2 separate regions of the Homo sapiens genome follow, and region 1 is linked to region 2. A link is a contact called in ENCODE Hi-C or POLR2A ChIA-PET data. All regions are on one chromosome and are shown on one strand. Each heading gives the region's core, a stretch centred on a gene start or an enhancer-like site at or near the end of the contact. The rest is flanking DNA. Distances are from core to core; before and after follow the strand shown.

Evidence for each region. A loop is a pair of places that touch in the nucleus more often than their neighbours do. ChIA-PET counts read pairs that join two places held with the same protein, here RNA polymerase II (POLR2A). Pooled maps may share reads with other maps.
Region 1: a loop to region 2 is called in a map of Right ventricle myocardium inferior, with 4 times the contacts of the local background. The contact joins the enhancer-like site here to the promoter of TSHZ3 in region 2. A Hi-C loop is called at or near these places in 2 of 168 maps with a recorded cell type or tissue (IMR-90 and Right ventricle myocardium inferior) and 2 of 50 pooled maps. POLR2A ChIA-PET finds 5 or more read pairs at or near these places in 2 of 52 experiments (AG04450 and HEK293).

Annotation. Positions count from the first base shown.
Region 1 is chr19:31,447,145-31,454,020 of GRCh38, reverse strand. No RefSeq gene overlaps it. Among named protein-coding and RNA genes, the nearest start is that of LINC02841, 70 kb to the left of the region's middle. RefSeq lists an enhancer at 5,066-5,566. Within about 2 kb of position 5,625, at least 3 of the 41 ENCODE cell types and tissues checked have a DNase peak (open chromatin) inside an H3K27ac peak, as active enhancers do.
Region 2 is chr19:31,344,196-31,350,747 of GRCh38, reverse strand. TSHZ3 (teashirt zinc finger homeobox 3) reads left to right here and starts at 1,312. Exons shown (of 2, transcript NM_020856.4): 1 at 1,312-1,568. The coding sequence starts at 1,529. TSHZ3-AS1 (TSHZ3 antisense RNA 1) reads right to left here. Exons shown (of 3, transcript XR_002958388.2): 1 at 1,831-6,552.

The sequences.
Region 1 (6,876 bases), core at 4,376-6,875, 99 kb before region 2:
TCCTGGGCCTTGAGTTTTTTTTAAGTCCTAGGGATTTTATCATTCTTTTTCAAAAGTTTCCTGGTCATTTTTCATAGTTTCTAGTTCCATAATCACACTTTGGAAACTCTTTATTTAATTATAATAAACATACTTTAAAATATTCTGAATTTTATCATTGTGGTAGCTATAGGTTTTGTGATAATTCTGTAGTTTTTTTTTTTTTGCTGAGTTTTGCTATGGCAGGCATGTTGCCTCATGTGATTTGTAATTTCTGATTATGGATACATATTATCAGGAATTTTTATCTATTGGAGTTTTTTGAAATCTGAAGTTAAAGTGGTCTTCCAAAGAAGATTTAGTTTAGTTCTCCTAGACATGTGAGGATTGCCAATTTGAAATCACTTTAAAATAAAATTTCATGGAGATTTTCAGTCCACACAGGTAGTATAAATTTCAGTCCCAAACTCATGCAATGATTTATATTAGAAATTCTTAGTAAAACCTTTCTTCTTTTTATTCCAACTAGAGCCTAAGACAAGCCACAAGGATATTTTATTTCCTCTGTGGAGTGTGTTTCTTCCCTCGTTCACTTCTAGGGTTCTATGTATAGCTGCTTCTGATCAGACCACCCAGCTAGTGCACACCTAGGTTTTGTCTCCTGTCCTGCTTTTGTGCCTTGGACTGTGTGCCACATTTTAAAGTTTTCTGTAGCAAAAGTTTTTTCTCTGGACATCAAATTTGCCAGTTTCATCATACTTTCACTCCTAACACTGCAGAGCACAAGTAAGAAAACAGCCTGATCTTTCTTCTGTTTTAGTTGGCTTTTCTGTCCTTTATGGAGTTTTTCTTTTCCTTTGAAATAAAAATATTTTACAAAATTTATGTGCAAAAACTAATCACTTTTCATGAACCTCATCAATGGTATTGTAAATGTAAAGCCATATGAATCTTCAGATTAATGTCTTTGTTAAATCCAAAATACATTTATACTATTATATCCTTGATAATGTATTCAGTTTTATTTTTCTTGTCTCTTTTTTGGGGGAATATCAATGGTATATATTTTTTTGTTCACTATTTCTTCCTATATTTTAAATCTGGATATTTGGATATTTGAATATTTCGTATTTAAATGAATATTTCAATATTTCGCTTATCTCCTCCATGTCTCTCTCATCCTGACTCTCAGAACGTCTATCTTCATAGCTAAAAAAGAAAATTCTGCCCTGTTGGAGCTTATCGTGTTTTCCTTCTGTATCCTTCATTTGTTTTTTTTTTTTTTCTGGTATCACTTTTGCCATTTAATGCCTATAATGTCATTTTCACCTGCACTGTGGTTCTATCTATTTATTTACAGGATTTTAGTAATTCAGGAACCTCCATTTCATTTCAGTCTGTTTGCTCATTTTCACATCTTTTCCTTCATTTTACAGAGTTTATTTTTTTCTGAATTTAACTGAAAGCACATGGTAAATAATGCAGTATATTTTAAGTATGTTATAACTGCCATATTCTTTTGCTTAAATAATGCAGAGTCTTTTCATAGGTACCTTTTTTTGGTCACATTATTCAAGCTAAAACAAGAAGAAGTCTACCAAACTAGGTAAATGCCCCAAACAGTGTGAGCTGATTCTCCCCCTCATCCCTCCCTGTCCACCTGGATACATTCAGATCTGAAACTGAAAGATGGGTTGACAGAAGTTTACAAACCAGTTTAGTTCTACAGCGACTGGAGAGGAGCAGAAAGCATCCTGGGAGATGATCATAGCAGGAAAATTTCAATTTGCTACAGTTCCTTTTCTGTGTTTGCTTAAGCCAAACACTGAGGATTAGCTTTCCATATGGAGTTTTCCCTTTAGATCTGCCTCCACGTCCAATGTGGAATACCACTGCTTCCCAGCCCCGAGGTCCGGTCCACTACCTTGGGAAGAATCATGTCCGTGCTGGGAGCCCTCCATGCCTGGGGTTTCGTATTTGCAGCTGTTATTACAGTTGTTCCCCCTTATCTAAGATTTTGCTTTCCACAGTATCAGTTACCCAGGGTCAACCTTGGTCTGAAAATATTAAATGAACAATTCCGGAAATAAACAATTCATAACTTTTAAATAGTGTGGAGTTCTGAGTAGCTGATAAAATCTCATGTCATCATGCTCAGTCCTGTCTGGGACGTGAATCATTCCTTTGTCCGGTATATCCAGGCTGTAGACACTGTGCACCCATTAGTCACTTATAGGTTAGTATATCCACTGTCTTGGTATTCCAGAGCTTGTATTCAAGTAGTCCTTATTTTTTAAAATTTATTTTTATTTTTTATTTTTTAATTTTTTGAGATGGGGTTTCACTCCGTCACCCAGCCTAGAGTGCAGTGGTGCGATCTGGGCTCACTGCAACCTCCACCTCCCAAGTTCAAGCGATTCTCCTGTTTCAGCCTTCTGAGTAGCTGGGATTACAGGTGCCCACCACCAAGCCTGGCTAATTTTTTTGTATTTTTAGTAGAAATGGGTTTTCACCATGTTGGCCAGGCTGGTCTCGAACTCATGACCTCAGGTGATCCACTCACCTCAACCTCTCAAAGTGCTGGGATTACAGGCATGAGCCACTGAGCCCGGCAGCCCTTGTTTTACTTATTTTGTTTTTTTTGGTTTATTATTAGTTATTGTTTTTAATCCCTAACTATGTGACTAAATTATAAATTAAGCCTTATCGTAGGTATGTATGTACAGGGTTCAGTACTATCCACAGTTTCAGGTATGCAGTGGGGGCCTTGGAATGTATCCCCCGAATATAAGGAGGCACTACTGTACTCACACTTGAACCTCTCTGAGCAGCTACGTCCCACAGTGTTGACCCATAACAGCTAAAGAACAAGGAGTTCACGTCAATCGCATGACCTGCCCACAGCTCCATTCTCAATACTTACAATGCAGAAGTGTAAATGGATCTGCCATAGTCTCTTCTAGTCTCCTGACACCTCCTGCTTTCTCAGACAAGCAGGTGCGCATTTCTTTTGGGTCTTTTCTTCATTTTTTGACCTGTCATTTACTTACTGTATTTTTTTTGAGATGGGAGTCTCATCCTGTCTCCCAGGCTGGAATGCAGTGGTACAAGCATAGCTCACTGCAGCCGCGAACTCCTGAGCTGAAGAGATGCTCTTGCCTCATTCTCCCCAGTAGCTGGAATTACAGGCATGAGCCACCACGCCTAGGCTCCTGCTATTTTTAGTAGGAATTCCTTGCAGTTTCTGACCTTTCTGTAGCACACCTCTTCCCTATTTTCCAAGGAAGGTGTTGGTTATCACTCTTACTATAGTCCTGTTGTTATTCTCGTTAGAATCTGGATGTGGGACATTAAACATCTAAAATCATCATCTTCATTTACTGAGAAATCTGTCTTAATTAGGACTCTCCAGATTTTCATGTATTTATTAAATATTTTCAGAACACATTTCATGTCGGGCACATCCTAGGCACCAGGAATACATCAGCAAACAAAGTAGACACATCTCTAGCAGGAGAGACAGGTGCTAACAAACAGACATTGCTAGAAAGTACATCATATAGTACGTTGGAAGGAGACAAGTACGCTGGAAAATGGAGAGCTGGGTAAAGGGGCACCAGGGCTGGGAGAGGACCAGAGAAAGCCTCACTGAGAAGATAATATGTGAGCAATGGTGTGAAGGAGAGGAGAGAGTTGGCCACGTGTATTTCTGGGGGAAGACCATTCCCCAGACAGGAGGAAGCAGGAGAAAGACCCAGTGCAAAAGCTCCAAGTCAAGGCTGAGCCTGGGGTATTCAAGGGAAGGCCAGGAGGCACGGGCGGCTGGATCCCAGGGAGCAAGCAGGCAGAGGGGCATGGAAGATGGGTCCCAGACATCATGGGAAGCCCGTCATATGGACTTTGCAGGAGACACAAGGGCTTTGACTGTTACTTAAAGGGACATGGGGAGCCAACAGAGAATTTTGAAGAGAAGAAGGTTACGGCCTAATTTACACTTCGAAGGATCACTTTGTTGTCATGTGGTTTTTTGTTTTGTTTTGTTTTTGTAAGAGGGAGTCTTGTTCTGTTGCCCAAGTTGGAGTGCAGTGGCATGATCTTGGCTCACTGCAACTTCTGCCTCCCGGGTTCATGCGATTCTCCTGCCTCAGCATCCCGAGTAGCTGGGATTACAGGCACCCCCCACCACACCTGGCTAATTTTTATATTTTTAGTACAGACAGGGTTTTGCCATGTTGGCCAGGCTAGTCTCGAACACCTGACCTCAAGCGATCCACCCACCTTGGCCTCTCACAGTGCTGGGATTACAGGTGTGAGCCACCACAGCCAACCTAAAGGATAACTTTGGAGGCTACATTGAACACAGAAGTCCTGGGATTCAATTAGAGTTCCTGGGACCCAGTTGATTGTCCCTAAGGTCATGGACTTGAGATGTAAAACTGTCACTCGCACCCAGACTGCACAGGAGAATTACCTGAGAAGCTTTTAACATCCCCATGCCGGCCAGGGGCAGTGGTTCACGCCTGTAATCCCAGCACTTTGGGAGGTGGGTGGATCACCTGAGGTCAGGAGTTCACCACCAGCCTGGCCAACATGGTAAAACCCAATCTCTACTAAAAATACCAAAATTAGGTGGGCATAGTGTTGGGCACCTGTAATCCCAGCTACTCAGGAAGTTGAGGCAGGAGAATTGCTTGAACCTAGGAGGCGAAGGTTGCAGTGAGCTGAGATCACACCATTGCACTCCAGGCTGGGTGACAGAGCAGAACTCCATCTCAAACAATAAAATAAAATAAATAAAACAAAATAAAATCCCAATGCCAAAGCTGCATCCTAGACCAATTAAATCAGAACCTCTGTGGTGCATCCTAGGCATTGATGCTTTTTAAAACTTTCCAGGGATTCTACTGTGCAGGCAAGGTTGTGAGCCACTGTTTTTAATAAAAAGAAGTCTCCTTTGACTTCCTCCATGAAACTGTGGGATCCTGGAGGACAGGGACCATGCCTTTTATTGGGTTGTCTCCATGGCATGTACTGGGTACATAGGAGAGGTGATTTAATCCATGAAATTTCAATTTCACCAAAATGAGAACACAGAATACTGATGGAACCATGTAGTCTTCCCAGCCCAGAGCGCAAAGCGAGGGAAGCTTCTGCACAGTTCTCGAGAATGAAACTTGAACAGAAGCTTCATCACTGATTTAAGGAAGAAAGAGAAAAATAGCTACTTCTCAAGATGTGGAAAAGCAGCCCTTCCGTTTTCAGAGGAAATACAAGTTCTCGCCACTGATATGTGTGTCCCAGGGATTGATGATGCTGAGGCTCTGGGACCTGTCTTGAAGGAGAGATCTTGGTGCAGGACAGAGCTGTGGGCTGCCTCAGTTTCCCCTGTAGCCGCCATGCTCTCAGCAGAAACCGCGGTCCACCCCAGCTCACAGAGAGCTCGTGATCACTGCCATGTTGTGAAATCATGGCTTATGTCATCCCACTGGGTTCATCCCAAGGTCAGGCTCATCCCCCAGGAATGCAGTCCCTCTGCAGAGCCCTTCACAGCCTGCAGGAACCCTGGTCTGTCCTCGCCAGCTTTGCATGGTGGAGCCGAGGCTGCTGGGTAAATGTCAGGCAGCCAGGTGTCTGAGACAAGTGGGACCAGCTGCCTGCCCTGGAAGCTGGCAGAGCTCCAGCCCTTGCCTGGTTGTCCCAGTGCCTGCAGCTCCCACGTGTTCAGGATGCAGAGAAGAGCTAACATGGCCAGGGAGCCCAGCTGGCTGGGGCAGCAGTTCCCAAGAATGCCAAGACCCACCTCCAAGACCACATGGGAGGACTGGTCTCCACTTGCCTTGTCCAATATGGAGCCACTGGCCACATGTGGCTACTGGGTACTCGAAATATGGCCAGGGCAATGGAGGCACTGAATTTTTAACTTTACTTCATTCTGTCTAAATCCAAATTTTAAAAAACTGATACTTGATTCTGTTCTTGAAAAACTCATATGCTTAGATATGTTCAAAACAACTTAGGTATTTGAATCTACTGGGAAGTTTGTGAAATTTAAATACAGATCAAGTCAAGAAAAACATAGCATCCAAATCAAGATGGGCTGTAAGTGTGACATGCACACCAGATTTTGAAGATCTTACCAAAAAATTGAATACATCATATTCCATTAATACTTTTATATTAATTAAATGTTGAGATAATAATTGTTTTCATACCTTGGGTTAATAACATATATTATTAAAATTAATTTCTCTGGTTTCATTTTACTTTTTTCTGATTTCGCTATTGGAACATTTAAAGTCACACAGGAGGCTCACATTTTATTTCTATGGATCCATATCAGCCTTGTCCAGGACAGAGAGCATCCCACCATCCCTAAACCGATAGAAGATGGTCCAAGTAAGTATTCCATATCATGGAGTAGGCCAAGAATAAACAAGCTCAATGAAATTCTAAGGAATTTATTTTCTGAACAAGAATTTCTGCTCCCTCCTTCCTGTCCTCCGTAAATAAATCCTGTTGTTTGAAATGCCTGTATAGTTAGGTGTTGATCACTTTCATCAGCCAGAGTCTGCCATTAGGACATCAGGGAATAAGAATTCTACTATCTAGCAGGCATCATGGAGGAGACTTTAAATGCTTATTTTTGCTTATTAGCGCTTTACTTCTGTGACTTAAAAATATTCTGGTATGGTATATTTAAGTAGTCTATGAGGCTATAGAGACAAACTTGAAAACAACCCTTACAAACATACTCTGAGTATTTAATTCTTTTACATGAATGCTATAATGTTTAATGCACTGATTTGAGAGTTGCTTTCATGAGTTAGCCTTACGCTAGATTTTGTCACGTTAAGTCACAGAGGACCCCATTATATTTTTACCAGCCATGTAGTATTC
Region 2 (6,552 bases), core at 63-2,562:
CGGCCCACCCGCGCCCTCACCGCCGCCCGTAAGTGAGCCCGCGTCGCCCCGCCGCCCACGCCGCCCAGCCAGCTCCTTCTTGCCGCGGCCAGTCGGCCGGGCCGGCCCGGAGCCTCAGCGACCCCGATCACCAATCAATAATCAATCCCTCTAGTCCAGCAGCCCCGGCAGGCCGGGCGCGGGACACGGCGCGGCGGCCCCCTAGGCTCTCGGGGGGAGCCCCTGGCGGGGGATGGGCAGGGGAGCCCGGTTTCCTTCTCCCGCCCCCGTCCCGCCCTAGGATCGGCCCGCGCCGTGGATGGGGGGCGCGGCCCGGCTCCCGGGGGCGAGGGGCGGGGTGGAGGGACCCTGATCATCCCAAAGTCAGGAGAGGAAACTTGAAGGAACCCCCTCCCACACCGACCCCCGGGACGGGCCCAGGAAAGTTTGTCCGGGGAAAAAAAATTGGGGGAAGTGGCTACGGCGGGTCCTGGGGGAGGAGCTGGGTGGCGCGGGGTCTGAGGGCTGCCCCCACCCGCCCCGGCCCGCGCCCGCCTCCTCCCTGGAGGGGGCCTGCCCGTGGGCTCTGGCTTCCCCGGGGGACGCCAGCCCCGGCCCGGGGACCACGCTGGGGGCTCCGGAGTCGGCGGGTGGAGAGGAGTGCGAGCCGGGTGGGGCAGCTGGGGGGTGGCTGGGGACGAACGCTGGGTGGGAATAGGGGTGGGGGGTAACGAGCGCCCCGGGACGGGCTCGGCGGGGCTGGCGCCGCGCCCCCGCGTGTGCGCACGGGGCGGAGGCGGAGGGGCGGCACCCCTTTCGCTGGCGGGGCGGGGGTCCCACGCGGGCCTGGGGCCGGGGGCGGGGGCGCGGCGCCCCCGCGGGCGGGCGATTGACACGATCATCTCCTTTTCCTTTAAGCTTGCCTGTTGCCGACGCCGCCGCTCCAGCCGCGCCACGGGCAGAAGACTGGACCGCCGAGCCCCGGGCCGCGGCGGCGGCTGCGCGTCCCCCCGGATGCCGTGACCCCCGGCCTAGGGGCGGGGGCCGGGGCAGTACCGGTCCGGGCCGCTCCCGCGCTCCTCCTCCCACCGCTCTGCCCGCCCTCTCCCCGCCCCCCAGCCCCGAACCCCGCGCACCTCGTCTGGGGACGGGGCGGGGGGGGGCAGGGCCGCCGCTCCTCCCCGCCCCCTCCTCCTCTGGCCTCTGGAGCGATTTGTCAAACTTCCCATTCCGCCGGCAGCGCGGTCCTCCTCCTCCTCCTCCACCTCCTCCTCCTCTGCCTCCTCCTCCCCCCCGTGCTCCTCCCTCCCCGAGCCTCCCTCGCCCGCCCTCCTTCTTCCCTCCGCACGTTCGGGGTTCGCGGCGGAGCGCGGCGCGGGGGGGACGCGGAGAGCCTGGGCGCAGCAGCATCCTGCGGGCGGCCGCTCTCCGGGGGGGAGGCTGAGAGCAGGCCCGCCTCGCCCCCCCGCGGGCCCGCCGCCCCCTCCCTCCCTGTCCTCAGCCCGGCAGCGGCGGCGGCGGCGGCAGTGGCAGTCGCCGGAGAAGCATCATGCCGAGGAGGAAGCAGCAGGCGCCCCGGCGCGCAGCAGGTACGAGCCGCTTCCCCTTCCTTCTGCTCTCCTCCTCCTCTTCCTCCGCTCGCCCCGCGCCTCCAGCGGGCGCGACCCCGCTCCTCGCCCCGCTCTTCTGCCCGCACTGAGTAACTCCGGGCGCCGCTCTCCTGTTTGGGTGCGTGCGCCCGCCTCGGGTACCGGGCGCCCCCCGGACGCCCCGCCGCGCTCTGCCCTCTTCCCTCTCGCACCCATTTGGGGAGCCGCTCGCGGAGCGCGCTGAGCCGCGCCAGGTCCCTACCTCCTCAGCTCTCCGGCTGCAGAGGGAATGGGAAGCAACCCCGGCCTGGCTCTTTCTGTGGGTGGCGGGCGGGGTCACCTGAGTTCCCCGGGACATCTTCCGCGTCCTCCGAGCGGCCGACCGCCGGGGGACTGCCTGGTGTCCGCCGAGCCAGGGAGCGCGAACGAGTGAGCGAGCCGGTCCCCTCGGCCACCTTAGTACTAACACGATTGATTCCTCATTTCTTGGGCCCAAACTGGGCACAGCGGTGGAACCCGGAGCGCACAGGGTCTGGGTATTGTCAGATGACTGTCAAGTCCATGTTAGATGCTGGCGTTTCCTTCTCCCCTGTTTGTGTTTCCTCGCCCCCACCCCCTCCTTGTACTGCTGCTCCCACCCTCATCTCCGCATAGCACTTAGTTCTGGGACGTGTCTGAGTACTTTTTTGTTCCTCCTTTTTTTTTTTTTTTCTTCTTCTTTAACCGGGAGTGTCAACTCCTGTTAAGACTGAGCCGATTTTTTTCTTTTCTTTTCTGGAAAACGCATCATTGAAAACAAAACAAAAACCACACACATAACATTATTTTGCAATAATGTCGGTTGGGGGCATGTTGCCTGGAAGAAGGGTTTCTGGCCCGTTGCCATCCTTGATTTGATGACTGATTGATCGCCCGTCATGCTGCTGCCTTTGATCTATTCATTCCCAATAAACATCAATAAATCACTTGCAATAGTGAGGCCAAGCTCTGTGACGTCAGGAGGGCCCTGTCAGTGCAACTTTGGGATTTGGGGCGGATTGCCGAGAGGACCACATATGGACGTGATGTATTTTGATATGAGTAACACTCAGATGTGCAGAGGTTCAGATGCTCCCTGAAGGGGAGGGTTAAGTGGGGCTTCCTTTCTTTTCTTTTCTCTTCCTTTCTTTTACTTCTCTTTTGATGTTAAGAGGGAAGGGCAGAGAGTAGGGTCAGGGCATTGGCTGGTGCCCATCTTGGAGGAAGGCGTTGTAGCCATGGTGCCCTGAGTGCCCATAATTTCCATCATGCCAGCCGGCACTGCCAGGGGACCTCACACGTTGGCTGCACTCTGCACTCCAGACCCCTTACACGGGGTCACAGAGAAGGAATGATAATTCTCTCTTCTCCCAGAAATGTACTTGCCTGCCAGTGTCTTCAGAAAATCTCAGAAGAAAACAGGGTTGGTTTGGGGCTTAGGATGCAGGTTTTGCTCTCTGTCCTCGGTGTTGCCCAAATTTAGAAAGTTTGAAAATTCCAGGAGTGATTGTAGGGAGCTTGCCGCCTCCCTAGTTAACCTCCTGGAGCTTGCTTCTTGCCCGTCCCACCTTCTACTTTAAATTCCAGGCTCAAGCAATGAGCTTATCTACCCAAAATAAACTCTGAAACTTTGGAGGAATCCTTCACAAAGTTGAGTAGTAGGAATGTCTTGGGCTTCTTCCAGTCTTTGAAATTTTTTTTTTCTTTCCTTTTTGGATACACATTTTAAGGTATGTGTGTGCCTCCATCCAATGAACCATATGTGATTACATCTTTACATTTGGTTCAGAACTCTCTCTCTAGTTCATCTCTTCGGTTGCACCCTGCCAATCTGAGACTCGTATTTGATAGCTTCCTCCAGAAAAATATCAGAGGAGGAGGGAACCTGCTGTTGGCTTTATTTATTTATTTATTTATTTATTTTTAGAGCAACCTGTTCACTAACCTTTTCACACTTTTTTTTTTTTTTTAAAGAAAGCCAGCCAGGAAATCTCAGGTCAGTTAAGAAAAATTCATTATATAAAAAACTTGACTGCAGGACTAATAGGAGATGGAAGAATGGTTTTGCTCTATCAAAATGACCCGTCAAAACGACTTTGTTTCATATTTGATTTAATTGTCTCTCTCCTGACAGGCACATTCATCAATAGCTTAATGGTCAATCAGAAGCTGGCAGCATGAGTGCTTTATTTCTTTCCCATACTCGGGTTTTGGATTTACTTTATCAGAATGCCTCTGCCTAATGGACATGTGGAGGAGGGGGTGGAGGCGGACTGAAGAGCTACTTATTTAAGAAGAGTGGAGAGAAAAAAAAAAAACTCCACATTTAGGCTGGTGATAAGTATGCACAGAGGTTTTTTTTTTGGGGGTGGTTTGTTTGTTTGGATGGACCAGAAACTTCCCATTTTTTTCTCCTCTTTTTTAGTTTTCCCAGCTGCAAGTTATAAGGTTCATGCCAGCTTTTGTGGCATACTGGGAGTGATGACAAATTGATTGCTTTGTACTGATAGAGAGAGAGAGTGGGGAAAAGAAAGATGTCTGCTGATTGGTAACTGGAAATCCAGTCCCCAGCAACCTTGAGAATACTCGAGAATTTTTTTCCCCTCCAAACTGAAAGGTCCGCTCAGCCATAAAAAAAGAAAAGTTGTTTTGCCAGCTTCATTAGTGTTCACCTAATTAGCTGTAAACCTGATGGATTCCTGACAGCTTTAATGATTGGAGATGACAAGCTCGACGCAGTGTCATCCAGCAGAATTAGGTTTGCAGCTAGTTTGATGTAATCAAGTTGATATTACACAGTCCTGGCTGCCTTTAGTTGTGCATTAACTCAATTTTCTGCTGCAGGTGACAAATGGGCTTTGGTACCTGGATAATCATGTCATAGGAATTAGGGCCCTTTTAATGGTCTAGGGTAGAATAACAACCACAAAAGGCCAAGAGCTGGGTAGGGCGAGCAGACGTGGCACACAGGTACACACGGTCTTCATATCTAGGCCAATGTATCATTGCTTTCCCGAAGGCCGAAGCAGGCTCCAAGAATCCCTGAAAATACATATTTCTGTACTTTAGGATTTTTTGATGTTTTGATAGAAACTATGTATGGCTTAGGGTCTTTTCTCAAAGAGAAAGAGAGGTTTCTTTACCTGCCAAAGAGAAACCTGGGCGGGAGTTTGCTTCCTTGAGACCTGTAATTTCCAGGGGGTGTGCATTTGTGCTGGACAGATGTTGCTGCTTTTAGAAGCTCAGAGGAGTGGGGTTAGGGAAGGACAGTGTCCTTCAGGCAAAATGACCATTATCCCCTGCTTAAAGCATGATTTTCTCCTGTTCAGAGTGGTTTTTAAAAAACATTTCTGAAAATGCCAGAAAAATTTTAGTGTAATACTTAATAGCAGATATTTTACTTATATTAATTTTCTGGAGGCAAATGTGAAATCATAAAAGACCATTTCTTATGCTTCCAAAAGAAAAAAAAACCAAACAAAAAACAAAAAGAAACCATCGAACCACAATTTGCCAGCAAGCTATATTCTTTGAAAGGGGGTAATGTTCCGTGGAGTTCTTAGGTGGTAAAAACAAGGCAAGGGTAAATCTTCAAGCATCTTGACTTTTGTGAAAGTGACTTGGACCCCCTAGGGTCTGCTGGTGCCACAGAACACTGTGGATCCCCCTGGAACAGCCAGAGGGGGTTCCATGTTGCCAGTAGACATGGGCATGCCTAAGAGGTGGCCCACCTGGTGGTGTCCAGATGACACCTTCCTAAGTCTGGTCCACACATCGGGCAGCTCCAGGAAGGAGCTTTTCCGTTCTCTCTTGGAAGCACATGGAGCATTCAGAAGGGCATTTCGGCCTTAGCTTTGGGAATTTTTTTCGTCTCATACCTGCCACGTATTTCTCCTTGGACAGGTATTCTACTCTGTAGCAAGGTGGCAGAGCGACTGGTTTTGACCGTTCTATGATTTTTTTCTTCCCCCATTTCCTACGAAATGAGAGCAACAATGCAAATTCTAAAAAGGAAAGCCAAGAAGACGAAGGAGAAAAACAAAGGAGGTGGGAGGCAAGGCTATTCCCTTGGATGTCCACGTGGGGAAGAGAACCTTCCAGAATCAGCTGCGGTGCCCCCATTATCTTGACAGCTGTCAGTTAGGGCTTCAGTGCTCTCCAGGGCCACACTTGATTGTGAGCTGTTGATGTTGTCATTTTGTTCTCAGTTTTGCCTTGAGCGCGCTCATAAACAGGAGCCAGATAGTCAATAACTGATGCCTCAGCAGCGATTCCCTAAATTGCCTCACACGTCTGCCTTTTCCCCTCTTTTTGCTAAAGATTGTTTTGTCAAGTGATTAGAATGAAAGGCGACTGCTCAGGGCTGTGGGAAATACCGTGAAACCCAGGTGAGTTGAGAGAATTAAAACCATTCCTTTACCGCCGCCCTCCACTCCTGGGATTTCTGGAAAGAGAAAGGACCTACCTTCTTGAAGGCAGAGTGCCTGGACCTCTTGTGGTGCTTTCTCTTTTACACGTGTCCTGCCAGAGTCAGGCTGGGGCCAGGGCTGCGGCAGGCAGGCAGGCAGGCCCGCGGGGAGGCAGAGAGGAAAGGATTAGGAAGTGCCCGGTCCTGGTGCACACAGCCATGTTTAATCCAAGAGTGGCAGCAGTTCACAGTTATCCCAAGTGCAGTTTGTAAGGCTTTCCTCCTGCCCCATTTTCATCCCTGCCTGTCACTGGGCAGAGGGTAAAAATAGCTTTGGTCATGTCGTAAAACAATTAATAAAAATGAAATAAAGTAGGGTGTGTGTGTCTACCCTTCTGTGTTAGTGTCCAGCCCAGGTAGGTAGTTGGATCTTTCAAATCAGCTGCTTTATCACACCCCTGTAGCATCACCCTCAAAGCCCATGGAGGGGAAAAGGACAGAAGGGAACAGTGGTATCCAGTATCCCAAACCCTTGCAGGTGTTCACTCTGTGTGTGCG